2 separate regions of the Homo sapiens genome follow, and region 2 is linked to region 1. A link is an interaction called in ENCODE POLR2A ChIA-PET data of the cell type or tissue named here. Cell type or tissue: CD4-positive, alpha-beta T cell. All regions are shown on one strand. Each heading gives the region's core, and the rest is flanking DNA. Links, peaks and the distances in the headings are about the cores only. Region 1 overlaps BTBD2 (BTB domain containing 2). Region 2 overlaps GNG7 (G protein subunit gamma 7).

Region 1 (2,903 bases), core at 148-2,647:
CGCCCTTTGGGCTGCACAGAGCCCAACTGGGGTCCCCTGAGATCCCTGGCCCTGCTCTGTCTACCTGACATTTCCTTAGAGAGAGAGAGAAAGTTCTCTCTGGTTTTTTTTTTTCTTTTTTTTTAGCCAGGCGCGGTGGTGGGGGCCTGTAATCCCAGCTACTGTGGAGGCTGAGGCAGGAGAATCGCTTGAACGCTGGAGGCGGAGGTTGCAGTGAGCTGAGATCGTGCCATTGCACTCCAGCCTGGGCAACAAGAGAAACCCCGTCTCAAAAAAAAATTATTTTACTTTTTTTTTAGAGACAGGGTCTCACTCTGTCACTCAGGCTGGAGTGCAGTGGCGCCATCTCCACTCACTGCAGCCTCAACCTCCCGGGCTCAGGCAATCTTCCTGCTTTGGTCCCCCAAGTAGTTGAGATTCCAGACATGCACCAGCGTGCTTGGCTAATTTATGAAATATTTTTTTTTAGTAGAGATGAGGTTTCACCATGTTGGCCAGGCTGGTCTCAAACTCCTGACCTCTGGTGATCTGCCTGTCTCAGCCTCCCAAAATGCTGGGATTACAGGCATGAACCACAGTGCCCGGCCTGAATCTTTTTTTAATTTTTTGTAGAAACGGGGTCTCTCTATGTTGCCTAGGCTGGTCTAGAACTCCGGGCCTCAAGCAATCCTCCCTACTTGGCCTCCCAAAGTGCTGGGGTTACAGGCGTGAGCCACCGCACCCTGCCAATAATTTTTTGAAGTATCACGGAAAAGTCCAAAACACATCTTTTTTTTTCAGGTGGAGTCTCGCTCTGTCATGCACGCTGGAGTGCAGTGGTGCGATCTCGGCTCACTGCAACCTCCACCTCCCAGGTTCATGCAATTCTCCTGCCTCAGCCTCCCAAGTAGCTGGAATTACAGGTGCCCGCCACCACGCCCGGCTCTTTTTTGTGTTTTTAGTAGAGATAGGATTTCGCCATGTTGGCCAGGCTGGTCTGGAACGCCTGAGCTCAGGTGATCTGCCCGCCTCGGCCTCCCAAAGTGCCGGGATTACAGGCGTGAGCAACCACGCCCGGCCCAAAACACATTTTACTACCAGGCAGGAGCCTGCTGCCTCCCGGGCCCGCCCCCGGCCCCGCCTCCGCCTCCAGCCTCGGTCCGCCCCACCCCGGCCCCGCCTCCAGCCAGGCCTGGCCCCGCCCCCGCCTCGTACCGGCCCCGCCCACCTGCGTGAGCAGCATGAAGGCGTTGTCGGCTCGCAGGTTCTTCTTCAGGAACTCCACGCAATGGGCCTCGAGCGCTGGCACCGCGTACTTCTTGGCGGTGTATAGCGTGGTCATCACCGTCTCCGGGCCAATCTGCACCTCGTCCGAGTAGAGAAACCTGCAGAAGCAACGCGGGTGGCCGTGAGGTGGGACCGCCATGCCCGCCCCCAGGGGAGAGCGTCAGGGGACCACTCAGACCGTTAGACTCGGCCACCGGCCCTTGAGCTGGCAGGACCCAAACACCCACATCAGGTTCCCCGAGGAACCTTCCAGAATTAGCCCCTGTCCGTTGCCCTCTGACATAGGGACACGACTTGGCAAGGTGGTCACCCATGAAAACGAGCAAGAGGCTGAACCCATCTACACAGCACACACCCGGAAGCGTCTATATGGCCTGTCTTGTTCTGCCCGGGATGCCCCAGGAGAGGGCACTGGGAGCTGGGTGTCTCCTTCTTGGGCACCTTTTCCATGAGGAACTGTTGGTTCCCCACCTCGGGCACCACCGAAAACCTCAACCACTTCTGGGTGGATCATAGAACCCAACACGCTAATTAGGATCATGGATAATCATGGACGCTATTACCACCTGCCAGCGAGGGGCCCACACGACACTGAATACAGATCAGAAGTTGGGCCGATCAAAAATAGAAGCACAGGCTGGGCCTGGTGGTTCACGCCTGTAACCCCAGCACTTTGGGAGGCTGAGGCGGGCAGATCGCCTGAGGTCAAGAAGTGCCAGACCAGCCTGGCCAACATGGTGAAACCCCGTCTCTACTAAAAATACAAAAATTAGCTGGGCGTGGTGGTGGGCGCCTGTAGTCCCAGCTACTTGGGAGGCTGAGGCAAGAGAATCGCTTGAACCTGGGAGGCAGATGTTGCAGTGAGCTGAGATCTCGCCACTGCACTCCAGCCTGGAGACAGAGCGAGAATCCGTCTCAAAAAAAAAAAAAAAAAAAAAAAAAAAAAAAAGCAGCACAGGCCGGCCTGGTGGTTCACGCCTGTAATCCCAGCACTTTGAGAGGCCGAGGCGGGCAGATCACTTGAGGCCAGGAGTTAGAGACTAGCCTGGCCGACATGGCAAAATCCCCCTCTACTAAAAATACAAAAATTAGCCAGGTGTGGTGGCAGACACCTGTAATCCCAGCTACCTGGGAGGCTGAGGCACAAGAATCGCTTGAACCCAGGAGGCGGAGGTTGCAGTGAGCCAAGATCGTATCACTGCACTGCAGCCTGGGAGACAGAGTGAGACTCCCTCTCAAAAAAAAAATAAAAAATAAAAAAATGTCTCCAGCCTGGAGCAGTGGCTCACATCTGTAATCCCAGCACGTTGGGAGGCAGAGGCGAGAGGATTGCCTGAGACCAGGAGTTGGAAACCAGTGTGGGCATGGTGAGATCCTGTCTCTAAACACATTTTTTTTTCAGCTGGGCACAGTGGCTCAGGCCTGTAATCCCAGCACTTTGGGAGGCTGAGGCAGGCGGATCATGAGATCAGGAGATCGAGACCATCCTGGCCAACATGATGAAACCGGGTCTCTACTAAAAATACAAAAATTAGCCAGGCGTGGTGGCGTGTGCCTGTAGTCCCAGGTACTCAGGAGGCTGATGCAGGAGAATCACTTGAACCCGGGAGGCAGAGGTTGCAGTGAGCCAGGATCGT
Region 2 (2,903 bases), core at 170-2,669, 600 kb after region 1:
TAATGCATGCAGGATGATTTCCATCCCTTTCTTTAAACCTTTTGGTATTTTTAAGATTTTCTAGTATGTCACTGTTTTCGTAATTTGAAAATAAAGGGTTTTTTTTTTTTTTTTTTTTTTAAGGGAGAGATTATAGGGGACTGAGTGTGTGGCCTTGAGTTTGTCTGTTTCCAAACTCCCTATTGAGGCTGTTCAACCAAAGAACCAAAGTTGGGGGAAAGTCTATCCCAAGGCTCCAGCCCAAAGGAAGCTCTCTTCTACAATGGGTGTGTTAGGATGGAGGAGAGCCACAAAGCCAGTAAAAAGGCACATAGCAAACTGGAAGAAAATAGTAATATGTAGCATATGTAACAAAGTGTTAGTGCCTGTCATATGTAAAGAGCACCTACAAATCAATAAGAAAAACTCAATAGCCAAATAGAAGATATACAGAGGTACTTAGTGCAAAGATACTAACAATCAGAAAAGAAAGGAATAGGTGACTGATCTCACTGATGGCCAAATAAATGAATATTATAACACCAAAGAGACACTAATTTCACATAACTGGCTGGCAAAACTTTTAAATTCAGTTGATAACCATTATGGCAAGGCTGTGGGGGAACTGGCATTTTCACTCACTGTTGACAGGAGTTCAAGTTGCTATAAACTTTGTGGAAGGTTATTCGTCAATGATTAACAGAATTGTAAATGCCACTATCTTCTAAAGCTGCATTTCTGCTTTTAGGAATTTACCTCCTGAGATATTTAGACAAGGTCAAAAGTGATGTATACCATGATGTTTCTGCTGCAACATTATTTGGATGTAAGAAAAACTGTAAAGATCAGTAGTGTGTTCTTCAAGTCACTCTGGCATATCCATACACAAGAACGCGCTAACTAAAAAGAATGAAGCTCACTGATCACACTGACAAAAAATGGCAACCAAAAACAACTCTTAACATTTTTCAAAAGGCTGAAAAGTAGAGTTGCTACATTAAAAAAAAATTGCTCCTTCTATCACAGCATTTTTATTTCTAGCAATGTGGCAGAAAACATCACTTTAAATCTCTCCTCCTCTAAAACCCAAGCAAGACTGGATGAAAGAAATGAACAAAGGCCAGGTGCAGTGGCTCATGCCTGTAATCCCAGCACTTTGGGAGACTGAGGCAGGAAGATCGCTTGAGCCCAGGAGTTCATGACCAGCCTGGGAAACATAGCAAGATCCTATCTCTAGAAAAAATTTTTAAAAAGCATCCAGGTGTGCTGGTATGTGCCCATGGTCCCAGCTACTCAGGACGTTGAGGCAGAAGGATTGCTTGAGCCCAGGAGGTCGAGGCTCTAGTGAGCTATGATTGCATCGTTTCACTCCAGCCTGGGTGACAGAGCAACAAGGAGAGGGAAGGAAGGGGAGGGGAGGGGAGGGGGAGGGGAAGGAAGGAAGGAGAGGGAGGGAGGGAAGAGAGAAAGAAAGAAAGAAAGAGAGAGAGAGAGAGGGAGGGAGGGAGAGAGGGAGAGAGGCAGGGGAGAGGAGAAGGAAAAAAAGAAAGAAGAAAACGAAGGAAGGAAGGAAAGAAGGAAGGAAGGAGAGGGAGGGAAGGAAGGAAGGAAGGACGGAAGAAAGAAAGAAAGGGAGGGAGGGAGAGAGGGACGGAGGGAGGGGAAAGGAGAAGGGAAAAAAAGAAAGAAGAAAAGGAAGGAAGGAAAGAAGGAAGGAAGGAAGGAGAGGGAGGGAGGAAAAAAAAAGAAAAGAAAATGCATACTCTTTCTAACCAACAGCTGAGGTCACAAAAAAGTAAGAAAATCCAGCACAGACTAAAAACTTCAAAGAGGACAGGGCACCGGGTGGTGAGAAGTGGCCTGTGGCCACCCAGATTGAGGGGAGAGGCTTCTGGTCTTGGTCACCAACGGCCTGATGTTGTTCTTAATCTCTGCCTCTCTTAAAAATGTATAGTGGAAAATTCCTTTTTTAAAAAAAAAACTTGGAATGTTTGTCTTTATTTTGTGCTTTATATTTTCAAAGTGAAAAGAAATAGTATTGAGTCAATTTTTGTTTTTTAAAATATTCGTTCTATATATTTACAAGCCTTCAAGCTGCTCTAAAGATTTCAAAAGTATTAAGAGTAGGACTGGGCGTGGTGGCTCACACCTGTAATCCCAGCACTTTGGGAGGCTGAGGTAGGTGGATCACCTGAGGTCAGAAGTTCGAGACCAGCCCGGGCAACAAGGCGAAACCTCGTCTCTACTAAAAATACAAAAATTAGCCGGGCATGGGGGCGGCTGCCTGTAGTCCCAGCTACTAGGGGTGCTGAGGCAGGAGAATCGCTTGAACCTGGGACACGGAGCTTGCAGTGAGCCGAGATTGTGCCACTGCACTCCTGCCTGGGCAACAGAGTGAGACTCCATCTAAAAAAAAAAAAAAATTGCAAATACTTTTCCCGGGGTAGCACTTTTTTTTTTTTTTTAAACAATCCTTGGAGTTCTGTGGTCCATGCCATTTCCTTCTGTTTCAATGTTATATATGTTTTGATTACTATTGTGATGTTTTAAGTTTTCTGAAGCAAGCTGAGAGGCAGGCCGAAATATTTGATGCCAAAAAAAAAAAAAAACTTTCTTACCTCATTCACCCCAAACCTTCTCAAATCTGGATTAAATACTATACTTTAAAACAAACATGAGGTGCTTCTGAAGGGGAGGAAAATTTATTTCTCTGCTTTTCTATTATACAAGTTGTTTACAGAAACTGCAAATCAAGGCCGGGCACAGTGGCTCACGCCTGTAATCCCAGCGCTTTGGGAGGCCAAGACGGGCGGATCACCTGAGCTCAGGAGTTCGAGACCAGCCTGGCCAACATGGAGAAACCCCATCTCTACTAAAAATACAAAACACTTAGCTGGGTGTGGTGGTGGGCACCTGTAGTCCCA

Evidence for each region. ChIA-PET counts read pairs that join two places held together with the same protein. Peaks named below come from ENCODE experiments on the same cell type or tissue, not always from the same donor. Only the 100,000 strongest peaks of a DNase experiment are listed, where the experiment ranks them.
Region 2: POLR2A ChIA-PET joins it to region 1 with 5 read pairs; 2 of 35 experiments call an interaction of 5 or more read pairs at or near these places.

What each region holds. Positions count from the first base shown.
Region 1 is chr19:1,991,813-1,994,715 of GRCh38, forward strand. It overlaps BTBD2 (BTB domain containing 2), which reads right to left. Exons shown (of 9, transcript NM_017797.4): 3 at 1,208-1,364. Among named protein-coding and RNA genes, the nearest start is that of BTBD2, 22 kb to the right of the region's middle. RefSeq lists an enhancer at 1,500-2,000. In CD4-positive, alpha-beta T cell, for the core only: no CTCF peak of the experiment used is centred there; a DNase peak (open chromatin) is centred at 1,189.
Region 2 is chr19:2,591,356-2,594,258 of GRCh38, forward strand. The region is part of intron 2 of GNG7 (G protein subunit gamma 7); the gene reads right to left. Among named protein-coding and RNA genes, the nearest start is that of MIR7850, 38 kb to the right of the region's middle. RefSeq lists an enhancer at 1,102-1,603. In CD4-positive, alpha-beta T cell, for the core only: no CTCF peak of the experiment used is centred there; no DNase peak of the experiment used is centred there.